Regions from separate parts of the Homo sapiens genome. Here regions 2, 3, 4 and 5 are each linked to region 1. Evidence: chromatin contacts called from ENCODE Hi-C data. All regions are on one chromosome and are shown on one strand. The core of a region is the stretch at or near the end of the contact, and the rest is flanking DNA. Distances in the headings are between cores, read along the strand shown. Region 1 overlaps LINC02046 (long intergenic non-protein coding RNA 2046). Region 2 holds the start of PLSCR1 (phospholipid scramblase 1). Region 3 holds the start of RNF13 (ring finger protein 13). Region 4 overlaps WWTR1 (WW domain containing transcription regulator 1). Region 5 overlaps WWTR1 (WW domain containing transcription regulator 1).

Region 1 (2,630 bases), core at 65-2,564:
CTAGCCCTGTAATACCTGCAACACCAAAAACAGAGGCTTTTAAAAGTCCTATCTGAAATTTCTTATGGAAAATTTCAAACAAATGTTAATTCTGTAGCTTTAGTGGTTGCTTGATACCATATGCCTGTATTTTTGCAAAGCAACTCAAGGAGGCCTTGTATGTTTAGTTATTATTCTTGCTTCACTTATGTGAACCATTATCACAAACCTGAATGAAACAAGCCTTTTTGTGAATAAGAATAACCTCGAGAAAGAGAGATATTATTTATGATCATAAGGGGAGTAGAGTGACTGCCAGGAAGAATTGTGGATAAATTTTTAAATGTCACAGAAGAAACGACTAAATGTCCTTTCAATGGGATGCTGGGCATTACGTAACCAGTCCTCTGGGAATTGTGTAATTCCATGATTTGTGCATGTTTGGTTATCTTTAGATGGGTGTCACTTGTTTCTTGCTCATAGTAATGCAAGTGGTTCATTTTCATGAAAAAGAAAATGAATTTTGACAGGCAAAGATATCTATATATAGATATATTTAACATATGTAATAAATTTAGCATATATATACAAATTTAACATATATGTTAAATTTACTATATTAGATATATAACATATATTAAGATATCTATAACATAGGTATCCTATATATTAATATACATATCTTAATATCTAATATAGATTAACATATATCTTAATATATTATACATCTATTATATATATTTTATATAATATATAAATAAATATTTAATAGATAATCTTTTATCTTTTATCAGAAGTTTTCCTTCAAAAGACACAACAGAAAAAGTGTTACAATTATAATTTTGGAACATATTAGTGCAACACATATGACTGACGATTATTGCATCCAGAATATAATATATAAAGAACCACTGTGAAGCCCTAAGAAAACAACAGCCTCAAAAGTCATTTTATTTATTAGGTATTTGAGGTATGACAATATTACTCCCAAACTCAGCAACTATAAAACAGTAAATACTCATTATCTCACAGATTCCATGGATCAGAAAGTCAGGTGGGTACCTCTGACCCAGGGTCTCTCACAAAGCTGCCATCAAGGTGTCAGGAGATGCTGTAGTCTCCTTCGCAGGCTCTGCTAGGGGAGGATCCACTGTCATGCTATCTCATACGGTGGTTGACAGAATTTAGTTCTTGCCAGCCCATTGAACTGAGAGCCTCAATTCCTTGCAGCTATTGGCCAGAGCCCTCCCTCAGTTTCTTATCTTGTGGGCCTCTCCATATGGTAGCTCACAACCTGAGTCCTGGATTCTCGCAATGTGAGTCCATGAAAGGGTGAGAGAGAGGAAACGGAAGCCACAGTCTTCTGGTAACCTAATCTCAGAAATGACATCTCATCATTTTCTGCCTTGTTCTATTTCTCATATGCAAATCACTAGGTCTAAGTGCTCACTCAAAGGGAAGAGATTACACAAGGAGGCAAAGATCACCGGGGTCCATGTTAGAGGCTGCCTATACCGGTCAAGAGTAGAAATTTATAGAACAAGAAACACAGAGTACATAAACCTATTAAAAAATGTTTAACCTTCTTAATAATAAAGAAAATGCAAACTAAGACCACAATTTCACAATCACTAGTTTCATTTTTAAAAGTAGAAGTCTGACAATACTATATGTTAGCAAGAATTTGCAGAAATGAGGAAGTGATGGGAATGTAAACTGATACTATTTTAGAAAGTAATTTCTCATCACTTAGTAAAGTTCCACTGACTCATAATCTGACTCAGTAATTCTTCTCCCACATATATAGTCTAGAGAAATTGCACGTGAACATCAGATGTTCAAAATGTTCTTAAACACATTGTTCATAATAGCAAAAAACAATTAGAAGCTTAAATAAATAAATGAGTGATGGCAGATTAATACAACAGAGTACAGTACTCAAAACTGCATATATCAATAAATATTTGTGAGGAAATAAAGTCACAGAAAAGAAATATAGTATGATCCAATATAAATGTTCAAAAAAGGAAAAGCTAAGTAATATCTACTTTAGGAATGCATTTACAGTATCTATGGCTACACTATAAAGAAAAGCAAATTAATGTGATTATACAAAGTTCAAACTGCTCGTTCTATGTGTGTGGGAGGGAGGGAGATGTTATGGAAATAGGCTCATAAGAGGCTTTAACTTTTTCTTCAGCTGAGTGATACATACATGAGTATTCATTTATTATTTGGTTATTACTTCTAAACCACACACTTACATCGTATACATTTTCAATGACATGTTTTGCATTTTTAACTAAAATTGATGAATTTCTTTGACATGAAGAATATTGTATATGTCACAGCATCCAGTAAGGATTAACCAAAGCAAGTCATGACTGCATTATACTAATGGAAAAGCATCTCTATAAGGACTTTGTTATAAGGACCCATCAAAGATTGATTCAATAGCTGTTCATATTTTCATGAATGCATTCCCTGAATATAATGGGAATATTCCTGTATTATAGTCACCCTTATTGCTCGTCTTCAACTGTTTTTAGTATGTTAAATATTTCTTTTGTTAAGGAGAGTATACTGATGTTATGTTTCCTAAACTACTTTCTCTAAAGAAGGGAATAAGTAATTAAAGTAACATGATTATC
Region 2 (2,630 bases), core at 38-2,537, 1.8 Mb before region 1:
TATTTTACATGCCACTTTTCTATCCAATTGCATAAATCCACTCTTTCCCTTTATATGTCTTTTTCATTTCCCCGCATTTTCTCATTGTTCAAAGCCCTACTATTGTTGTAAACAGGGTGGCATTAAGACAAAGGTTTGCTCTTAGAAAAAGTTCAAGAAGGGAGCCCCCAAACTGTCTGACACGTTTAAGTGTCACTTGTAGTAACCATGTATCTCAATGTGATAAGCCAGAAAAAACAACGACTGCCTGTTCCTGGAACTGGGAAGTGGCCATGCCAAGACTTCCAGGAATAACAGTGCATGAATGAAACCACCTGGGAACCAGAGAATCAGCTTGGAGAAGCAGGAACTTTGTCAAATATTTAAAATAATAAGAGCTAACTTTCACTGAGTACTTTCTGTAGCGCCAGGCACTGCTCTAAGAATTTTACATTAATACTCTGTAGCTCATTTAATAGTTACACAATTTCAGAGATGAGGCAATGGAAAGAACATATATAAGAAGAAAGTGGCTGACAGTCCACAGACGTGAAGCAGTAGAGGCCGAATTTAAAGTCGGGGAGCCTGACTGGAGCTAATGGTCTTAGGAACCGTGCTAGATACCGCCACTATCTTTCCTAAGCTGGTATTGTAGAGGGCCTAGCATAGATGTGGGCTCCGGCGGACTTCATTGAATACTTACTGATAAATGACAGCTTGCAGGCTGTATTAACCATTCCTTCTAATAGCCCCACTACGCTGGCACATGCTCCTGAGCCCAGACTCTACCCAGGATTCAGGGCCGCTCTCTACCTGTAAAGCAGTGTAGCTAAGGGGAAGCTGAGCCCCGCAAGGCGTTTTCAGGCAGGGCACCCCTTGTCATTCGAATGGTTCTGGGGTGAGCCCGGGTGCCGCTGGGCCGCCTGGGGCCCCTTGCCGTGTACCTGCTCCACTTCCAGGGTCCCTTTCAGAGGCCTCTTGCATTTCTGGCCCCAACCTTCACCCCACATCCTCCACCCCCAGAGCAGCAAACACAACCTGCGGGCCCTCGCGCCGGTTCCCCACAAGTTGCCCTCCACACCTGACCCCGGCCCTGGCCCCAGCGCAGGCTCCGCGCAGTTCCCGCGCCCAAGTCCCCAGGAGGCGGCAGAGAAAGCCGCCCGCGCACCTCTGGCTGCCGCTGTTTCCGCTCCCGAGCGAGACAAGGTCCAGAGAGCCGGGGCCAGGCGATGGCTTCCTCTTCTGCGCCTCTAGACTGCCGGGCACAGCTGCTGCGCAACCTTCTCAGAAGTCAGCCGGAAAAGGGTCTGGGAGTAACCTTTGCGCCAACACCCGCGGCTCCTGGTTTCGTTTCCTGAATCTTACGTACACAACACGGTTTCCTTTTCCCGGTTCCCGCGCTGGCGCTCGGGGACCCACGAGACTACTGGAGGGTGAAGGAGCTGGAGGAGGGACTGCGCCCACCCCCTGGTGTGAGGCCCCTCCCCTACCCCCGACTTGCTTTCTTGCTCATTGGAGAGACTCCAGAGACGTTTGTCCGGTGGTTAAGGAGAGGAACTGGGACTCCGACACTAACTGGAACTGGAAAGTCATCAGCTGGGGAGTGGCCTCCCCCGGGAACTTTCTTTACTCTGGCTTTGACCTCCATCCCTCGGAAGCCCGTGGCTTTTCAAGGCGAGGGAGTAGAGGCAGCTTAAGACTACAAATGAGGAGGGGCCAAAATTGTTTTTCTTTATGGTGCCTTTTCTTTCTTGCTGTCTTGCTCTTTCTTTCCTTCTATTAAATTATGTGATATTACTTTTTAATTTTTAAGCAGTTATTTGAATGTTTTCGAGCTCACTTTATTTTTTTATAAATATTGTTCCTTTTTAAACTAAAATAGTTTTTATTCTGTGTATTTAAGTTATTTGTATGACATATCCATCAACTCCTATAATTACACATTTCCCCCCTTGGGGCAAGAGCAGCTATAATCTACTTATTTAGCATAAATCCTGAATACCACTATCATTAACTATAGCCCTCATGTTGTACATTAGGTCTTCCCATTTGTTCATCCTACGTGTTTGTAACTTTGTATACTTTTACCTAAATTTCCCCATTTCTCCTGACCCCACTCCAACCTGGATGACCCTGGATAAACCAGTGGTCCCCAACCTTTTTGGCACCAGGGACCAGTTTCACGGAAGAGGATTTTTCCATGGACCAGGGCCGGGTGGCAGACGGTTTCAGGATGATTCAAGCACATTACGTGTATTGCGCACTTTACTTCTATTATTATTACATTGTAATATATAATAAAATAATTATACAACTCACCATAATGTGGAATCAGTGGGAGCCCTGACCTTGTTTTCCTGCAATTAGAAGGTCCCATCTGGGAACGGTGGGAGACAGTGACACCAGAAGTGTGTTGCTTATGTCCAGTCTACTCCGTAATCTTGTTTTGGTTGCTGTCACTGCAGAAAATCCTGCTTCACAAAGATAGCATGTTGGAAATGGAAGCAGACTCTTCAGTGCTTTTGTGGCAATCTCAGGATATCCCACCTTGAGTTTAATCCAGAACATGGGATTTGAAGCTGTCTCAAACATACTTTTAAGGCCACCATCATTTGTGATCTCAAGCAATTGATCCTCTTCTAGTACGGACA
Region 3 (2,630 bases), core at 77-2,576, 1.5 Mb after region 1:
ACACAGAAGAGGAAAGTACCTTTGATAGCTTTTATTTAATTTTTTAAAATTTGATCTTAAATTTCTTGTATTTGAATTTTATTTGAGTAGGTAATATTTGCAAGGTTCAAAATTCAAAAGGCACAAAAGGATACACAATAAGGAAAGAGTCTTTTCCCCATTGCTGTGTCCCACCTACTCAGGGCTCTCCAAGCAATCAAAGTGACAAGTTACATCCAATGGTATTCTACTAATACTCTGTGTGATAGCCTCCTCGCCACCATTTTTAAAAGATGATGTTGAAGGAGTTGAAGCCTGTAAAGGCCTTATTAAGGGTGCCTTATTATTTGAAGCAGAAGTAGTGCCTGATTCTATGTCTCCTGACATTTCTTTCAGGACTCTGTAATATTTGCCTAAGTCACACTGCTTTTGTAAGGTGGCGAGTTGGCAATGATTAATCAATGTGGATGGTACAATCCGGTAATTTAAGTTTCGACTGGTTTAAGATTGAGACAACCAGAAAGGAAGGCTTATCAGAAGGGCGGCAGGGGAGGAGATTTTTGGTTCATCAAAAGGAGGCAAGGGTTTTAAAAGGCTGACCTAGGGCCTGAATCACATGGTTTGACTTTTGCTAAGCCCCGGGGATGGCGCGTGTCAGGCCCAGAGTGCTGATGCCAGCGTGGATCCGAGCCAGGCCTCAGGGGACTGGCGTTCAGACCTCGGGCCGCTCGCATCTCTAACAATTTGAGCCCTACTTTAAGGTGTGGCCACGGTCCCCACCCACTCTGATCTCAGACTGGGCACGGTACGGAAGGCGGGCGGATGAGGCCTCGCCCTCGCCTCTTTAGTAGGTCGGGTGAGTGTAGTGTGCAGGGAAGAGACGCGTCAGCGCCAGGGCCAGGCCCGCCCGGGGGCAGCCCGGCAGCCGAATCTTGGGCTACTCTGTCCCAACAGCCGGAGCAGATCAGACCGACCGGCCCTGCCCGCTCGGTCCCGCGCCCTCCAGACCCTACGGTCTCCGTTTCTAGGGGCACATGGTTAGCGGCAGGCGCCCACAGCCAATCCACTTTGCCAGCCTGCCCCTTCCTCTGCCAAGAGCAGCTTCTTCAGCCGCGCTCCAGTTCCGCAGACGCCTGCCCCACCCTGCTCTTCCCTTCCAGGGAAGACGGATCACGCGGCCAAGAACGAGACTCGCAAACTGGGCATTTCTCCGAGCCGGGCTAGAGCAAGTAGCGAGACTCCGCGTGAGAGTGGGAAAGAGCCTTAACAGGCAACCATGTTGCCCAGTGGGTTTTCTGTGCCTTTGGGTGCGGACCAATGAGGCGCGTGGGGCGGGACTTCCGCTTCGCCTAGGTGTTGTCGTCCCTGCTAGTACTCCGGGCTGTGGGGGTCGGTGCGGATATTCAGTCATGAAATCAGGGTAGGGACTTCTCCCGCAGCGACGCGGCTGGCAAGACTGTTTGTGTTGCGGGGGCCGGACTTCAAGGTAAGACCCTGTCCGGCTTCGCGGCAGCCGGGCAGCTCGTTATCGAGCGGCCCAGAGAACATACCCCGCTTGTTGGCCCTCGAGCTCGGAGTCGGCCCTGCTGCTGAGGTCTTTGCTGCTCCTCTAGAGCTGGGTGAGAAGTCAATTAGGCTTTTTGCAAAAGGAATAAAATAGCCTTGCCCTCGGGGGACCGAGTCTCCCCTGCACTCTCATTCCGCGAGTTTGTGTGTGTCCAAAGTTGAGTTACCGGTTTTGCTTCTCTCATTCCCTTCTTGAGGCTGCAAGAGCCTGCCTGGAAAACATGTTTGGAAGGCTTTTCTTGGTCAAGTACCTGCCGCAACGTCCTCGGGCACATCGCTTGACTTTAGTTGAGGGGGCTGTTTTGTCTCTGAATAGAAGGAGGGCAGTCACTTCCTCTCTTTTACCCCCACCCCCTTTTTCTTTCCCTGGAAGCTCAGATTGCAGGTTTGGGACTTAACCCCTGCTAGGGCCAGATACTACGGTCAGTCAGCAGCTCTGCCTGTATGCTTGACTTGACTTGACTTGCACTTATTAAATAACTTTGTCCCAGAGAGAAAGAGAGAGTGGGCAGACATCGAAGCCAAACAGCAGTATCCCGGAAGCACTCATGCAACTTTGGTGGCGGCCACTCAGTTTTCTCTGCCAGTGTCTGGTAAATTCCTCTATTTTGTCCTAATCTGACAATAGTAAATAGTAAATTTCCAAAACTGTCGTTTCATCATCAGTTTCAGCACCGTGGGCAGCTGCTCGGGTCCTCTCTTGTTGCCCCAAACCTGCCCGGCTATTACTGTTCGTCAGTGATGCAGCAGAAACAGTGAAAACTGATGCATTCCTTTCAACAATGATGTGTTTGTTCTCCAAGGAGAACATCTGCAGTTTTTGATACAATATAAATAAGTAAGGTGGCTGTGCCTCCAAAGAGTTCTTCTGGAGAAACAGATCAATTCAAGATTTAAGGTAGGGCTTTCAAGAGTTTATGCTATTTAAGCACAGTTTTTTAATGGGTGGACATTAGCTCCATCTCGAAGTAACAAAACTGGACAGTGATAGCAATTAAAAAGAACTTTAAACAGGAGGTAAGAAGTGTAGTGCAGTGCTGTAGTGCAGGAAGTGTAGTGCAGTGCTGTAGTGCAGGGCCCATAAG
Region 4 (2,630 bases), core at 63-2,562, 1.3 Mb after region 1:
TATTTTGGAATGAGCTGATGATTTGGATTAAAGAATAAGCAAAGCTATGTGAACAAAGGCAACCCAAGATGGGAAGGCGTTATTGGCAGCAGCGTTCTTTTCACTCTGGACCCTGAGCAACCCTGAAATTCCAGCAGTCACAGGGTCCTAAATACTTGGGGACATTCCGACTCAGTCTCACAGACTGAAAGGTAGAGAGCACAGATCTCAACAGGAACTGAAACTCTAGTGTTGATCATTGCCCTGACACAACTTTAAAGTGGCCACCAAACCCCTCAAATAGCTATTTTCATCCTTGTTTACACTGGCCACACTGACACTCAATTGGTGAGAAAAGGCTTCCCCCCCAACTTTTTTTTGAGACGGAGTCTCACTCTGTTGCCCAGACTGGAGTGCAGTGGCACGATCTCGGCTCACTGCAACCTCTGCTGTCCAGTTTCAAGAGATTCTCCTGCCTCAGCCTCCCGAGTTGCTGGGATTACAGCATCACCACACCCAGCTAATTTTTGTATTTACAGTAGAGACGGGGTTTCACCATGTTGGCCAGGCTGGTCTCGAACTCCTGACCTCAAGTGATCCGCTTGCCTGGGCCTCCCAAAGTGCTGAGATGATAGGCATGAGCCACTGTGCCCGGCCAGAAAAGCCTAATTTTAAAGCCAAAGATAAATAAATAAATAAATAAATAAATAACCAGGCTTCTTTCTACTCTAGGTTTCAACTGTAGAAATCTATTTGCAAACTTCAAAAACTATTAACTTTGGGCAAGAATTTTTAAGATCTGATAAGAGGAGACTCTAAAGTTAATAATGTCTTGCTTTGAGGAACAAGGGTCTCCACCCACCCTGGGCTCATAAACTGCCCCCCTCACTACCACTCTCTGGCTTCCCACCAAGTCCTCAAGAAATGATTTACTAAGTTCAATCAAGGAACCAGATTCTATGAAATAATAAAAGGAAAATGGAGTTCATGACTGAAATCAAGCTGGGCAGAGACATAAAGGGTCTTTGTTAATAACTGTACAAGGGAATGCAAATGAAGACAGGCTTCACAAGGAATTTTGACATCTTAATGAAGATTTATGAAGAATTTGCAGCATATTAACCTCAAATACAAGGGGAATTACATAGTCACATAAAAACACTGCTTTATGATTTCTTTAGCTTAAAAACAATTCAAAAGACAGTTTCTTCATGATAATGCTAATAATTTAGTTACAAAGGTTCCCCACCCCCCCCTTGTACTCCACTCTAATTACATTCTCCATCCCCCATTACATTTCTTTCTTTGGTTAACTCTGAAGTGATACAGCTCATTGGCATGCCCTAAAGCTGTGAACTGCCCCACTGATGAAATCATGACAGTGATTAAATTTCTCTATTCCACACAGAAAGTTTTGTGTTACACAGTTTTCTTTGTTCATGTCCTTAGTAACGCAGAAAATCAACTGACATTTTCTCCTAATAATGAGGGGAATATAAGATAATGTCAATGAAAAAAAAATCCTCTACTGGTGCTACATAAGCGGCATACCAAAAAAAAAAAAAAAAAAAAGCATGTGAAGCTGTACAGATCTCAGTCAAGAACACATTGGCCACATCTAAGGTCAGTGATAGTATTTTGCCACGGTCATAGATTTTATGTTGTATTCATGATACATACAGATAATTAGAAAGACTGAGTTCATTAAATATATTCAAAACACAGAAACTTTTTAAACTCCATAAATAGTAGTAATACTATAAGTAGTAGTACATGAAAAATAGTTTCATATTACATAATATGCAAAGCATTTTTGCTTTTGATTCTCTTAATATTTATTTCATGCTCCAACCCTGTAAGATAAGTATTATCCCAACTTTATAGGCTAAGGACCTGAGACCTAGAAGTTAAATAACTGGCTTAAAATCACACTGCCAACACTGCCAGACAATGGCTGAGGCCTCATTCCCTGTGACAGGGCCACCCCCTCACAGCTCACTGCATGCACACCCCACCACATCCCGGGAAGGAGCTTGCACAGGACTTTAAGGGCACATGACTTGGCTTCCATCTCTACTCATCATCCAGAGATGCTCCTTAGCTAAAAGAGAAGTTAATCTCAGGAAATCAATGCTAGCAGGGCCAGGTTTTACTCTTAGGGTTCTATCTCAAATTTTAGCTACAATTTAGAAAATGCAGGAAGTGAAGGAAGGAGGTCAAAGAAAGAGCCCTGGGACTTCCAGGAGGGCCAGGTGCTCCTTGTGTCACAGTTGCTGCTACAAGGGCTGCCTTAATCCCTAGTCCCCTAGCCCAGCCCCATTCCTCCCAGCCCACATGCTGACCAGCTGCTCAGTGTTTCTCTGTAGGGTATGTGAGGGGCAGATGCAGGCCAGCCCAAGGCTGCTGGCCTTCCGTGTGCTGCCCTTCCTGCTGAAGCGGTACTGGCCCTTCTTCACACCCTCCCAGTCTGCTCAGATCAGACACACTGGCAGGCCAGAAGGCAGGTGGGAGGACAGGTGCCAGGAAAAACCAGGCATAGAGAAAGGCCCACACAGAAGCTGAAGCCATACGTTCTGCATTCTTACCCATGGAGCAAAGGAGGGAAATGTCAATGGAAGGCTTGAGGTGCTGAGGTTCATGGTCACCTTATC
Region 5 (2,630 bases), core at 47-2,546, 1.3 Mb after region 1:
TACAAGTATGCAAAAGGTGGTTTACTTTCTCGTTGTATGTTGGGGATAAATACTGTTTGCATTTAAATCAAATTAAACATTCTATTAGTGTGATCTTATTTAGATTTCAAGACCTAGGAAATGACATATATCTTACTCATATCTTACATTTCTTTTAGTAGTACCTTTTGTTTTGCCAACGGTACTTAGCTCTGCTAACCAACACCAGAGATGAGTCTTAACCACAAGAACAAAGACAGGGGTGGTATGCACACTTACTAATTCTCCCAGGCCCAGATGCACACTTTCTCCAGGTAGTCCCTCTGCTGTCACCTAAAACCACAATGCAATGGGAGCTGAGCACAGTGGAAGCCCATTGCAGTGGGAGCCCATTGCAGGAGAAACCCCAGGGAGCTCATCACAGAAGGGAGGCCACATCACAGAGGGAGCCCATGACAGTAGAAGCCCCATCGCAGTGGATGCTCAGCTCACCACCCACATCTAAACTAGCAACCCGACCTGATCATGTTTGTAATACTAAGATTAGGTTTTTTGTTTGTTTGTTTGTTTTTGAGACGGAGTTTCGCTCTTGTCACCCAGGCTGGAGTGCAATGGTGCGATCTCAGCTCCCTGCAGCCTCTGCCTTCCGGTTCAGGCAATTCTCCTCCTTTAGCCTCCCAAGTAGCTGGGATTATAGGCGTGTGCCACCACACCTGGCTAACTTTTGTATTTTTAGTAGAGATGGGGTTTCACCATATTGGCCAGGCTGATCTAAACTCTTGACCTCAGGCCATCCACCCGCCTCAGGCTCCCAAAGTGCTGGGATTATAGGCGTGAGCCACCGCGCCTGGCGACAATATTAAGATTAGTAGCCATCCAGTACATTGATCTCCTCTGCTTAACGTTATCAGTCTATTTGCATAATGTGGAGTCGGCTTTTGAACTTCGATATGTTGACAATCAGAAATAAAGTAATAGCTCTTCACATGGTTGAAGAGATACATAGCTTAGGTTTTACTGTATTTCTAGAAACCCTAATCAATCTTCCTCCCACGTTGTCATTCTTTCTACCACCCTAATTAATAATTCTTTGTCCCAAGGCAGCTTTTAAAACACTATTATTGGTTATAATGATTCTTCCATTCTGCCCAAATCCTAAACGGCACCATCTCCTGCTATTTTTAATGCATCAGAATAGAAGATACAAAGAGGTAAAAGTCAAGCTGCCAATGTGCACAGCTGACACATCTATTAGCAAAGCATTCAGAGTTTAAACCCCAAAGCTATTAAAAAAAAAAAAAGACTCATGCCATATAATAAAGGTGACTCTTCACACAGCAGAAATGTGTTAGATGAGAAAGTTCATCCTTCTTTGAAACCACAAAGAATTTATAGTTGAAAGTTTCCGGTCAGATTTTCACTTAAGCAGCTCATCAAACATAGCTGCAGTCTATGACACAGAAATAATAACTGATATATAAATAGGGGATTTTTTTAGGATCCTCTAATAAAAGATGATACAAGACCAGAGAAGTTATTTCAGTGTATGGTTCCGGTCTCTACCATTCACTTGCCAATTCAAAAAATTTCAGCATTCTCTGGAATTCTGAATGAATGGCAGGGATTGTATTTTTAACTACCAGGCTCTAATCCTCGACTTCCCTCACAGACTTGCCAAGAAGTTTCCACTTGTTTAAGTTAGCAGCAGTAGGCACAGCAGCCATGTGAAAGGTCTCCTAGTGCCTCTGCCCTGGCCAGCTGTGGTGATCCATCTCCCTCACGTCCTTCCCACTGAGCACCACCGACTTTTCTGCAGACTCATTCTGTCTGAACCTACTCAGTCAGGCAGAAGCTGAGTCAAGCAAAGCTGCTGTCAGCCCCAAAGAGCAGATGAGCCAAATCAGGACTGTAATACCCGTGGTTCCTGCAGGGATTCATTTACCAGAGTTTTGTCCCTGGGGTGGGAAAAAAAAGTGGCACTGTGAAGTGCCACTTCCCAGAGAAAACCACTTTGGAAGGCTGGTGACTCATCAAGACAGCCCCAGGTGTGACTCAGGAGCCTCACTTCAGAAGGTGAACAGTTCAGTCACTGTGTTAGAGACACCCCGTCATATGCTGCACGCACCCCAACAGCACCCGGCCCTGGCAAGCCTCACTTTGCCTCTGCAAACTGAGCAAAATTCTTGCTTAACCTCATTTTTCCTATTTTGTGAAAACATAAGAAGGAAAAAAAAAAAAGGACTGGGAGTTTCTGTTGCTTGTTTGATTTGGGCCAAGAGCCATATTAAAGAACTTTGGCTGCGTTGCAAACAATTTTATTATTAGTACCAGCATTTTTTTTTCTCCTCTCATGCCAGGATCAATAATGCTATTAAAAAATGTATAGTCCAGACACAGTGGCTCACGCCTGTAATCCTAGCACTTTGGGAGGCTGAGGCAGGAGGATTGCTTGAGCATAGGAGTTCAAGGCCAGCCTGGGCAACATAGGGAGATCTTATCTCTAAAAAAAAAAAAATCAAAATATGAGTCGGGCGTGGTGGTATATGCCTGTGGTCCCAGCTTCTTGGGAGGCTGAAGCGGAAGATTACTTCAGCCTGGGAGGTCGAGGCTGCAGTGAGCCGTGATCATACCACTGCACCCCAGTGTGGGCG

What was found. Hi-C counts contacts between places; a loop is a spot of excess contacts on that map. Pooled maps may share reads with other maps.
Region 2: a loop to region 1 is called in a pooled map, with 4 times the contacts of the local background. The contact joins the promoter of PLSCR1 here to the enhancer-like site in region 1. A Hi-C loop is called at or near these places in 2 of 50 pooled maps.
Region 3: a map with no recorded cell type shows a loop between it and region 1 (6-fold over the local background). The contact joins the promoter of RNF13 here to the enhancer-like site in region 1. A Hi-C loop is called at or near these places in 3 of 37 single-sample maps with no recorded cell type and 4 of 50 pooled maps.
Region 4: a loop to region 1 is called in a map with no recorded cell type, with 8 times the contacts of the local background. The contact joins two enhancer-like sites. A Hi-C loop is called at or near these places in 3 of 37 single-sample maps with no recorded cell type and 2 of 50 pooled maps.
Region 5: a loop to region 1 is called in a pooled map, with 4 times the contacts of the local background. The contact joins two enhancer-like sites. A Hi-C loop is called at or near these places in 2 of 37 single-sample maps with no recorded cell type and 3 of 50 pooled maps.

Annotation. Positions count from the first base shown.
Region 1 is chr3:148,318,062-148,320,691 of GRCh38, forward strand. All of the region lies in intron 3 of LINC02046 (long intergenic non-protein coding RNA 2046), which reads left to right. It overlaps LOC105374148 (a long non-coding RNA gene), which reads right to left. Exons shown (of 4, transcript XR_001740955.2): 3 at 1-15. Among named protein-coding and RNA genes, the nearest start is that of LINC02046, 38 kb to the left of the region's middle. RefSeq lists an enhancer at 1,346-1,405. Within about 2 kb of position 1,315, at least 2 of the 41 ENCODE cell types and tissues checked have a DNase peak (open chromatin) inside an H3K27ac peak, as active enhancers do.
Region 2 is chr3:146,543,320-146,545,949 of GRCh38, forward strand. It overlaps PLSCR1 (phospholipid scramblase 1), which reads right to left and starts at 1,288. Exons shown (of 9, transcript NM_021105.3): 1 at 1,148-1,288. RefSeq lists an enhancer at 1,138-1,617.
Region 3 is chr3:149,811,889-149,814,518 of GRCh38, forward strand. RNF13 (ring finger protein 13) reads left to right here and starts at 1,327. Exons shown (of 10, transcript NM_183381.3): 1 at 1,327-1,465. RefSeq lists enhancers at 684-1,195, 1,061-1,170 and a silencer at 701-850.
Region 4 is chr3:149,602,324-149,604,953 of GRCh38, forward strand. The region is part of intron 2 of WWTR1 (WW domain containing transcription regulator 1); the gene reads right to left. Among named protein-coding and RNA genes, the nearest start is that of WWTR1-IT1, 48 kb to the right of the region's middle. RefSeq lists an enhancer at 2,299-2,630. Within about 2 kb of position 1,313, at least 4 of the 41 ENCODE cell types and tissues checked have a DNase peak (open chromatin) inside an H3K27ac peak, as active enhancers do.
Region 5 is chr3:149,580,080-149,582,709 of GRCh38, forward strand. The region is part of intron 2 of WWTR1 (WW domain containing transcription regulator 1); the gene reads right to left. Among named protein-coding and RNA genes, the nearest start is that of WWTR1-IT1, 71 kb to the right of the region's middle. Within about 2 kb of position 1,297, at least 20 of the 41 ENCODE cell types and tissues checked have a DNase peak (open chromatin) inside an H3K27ac peak, as active enhancers do.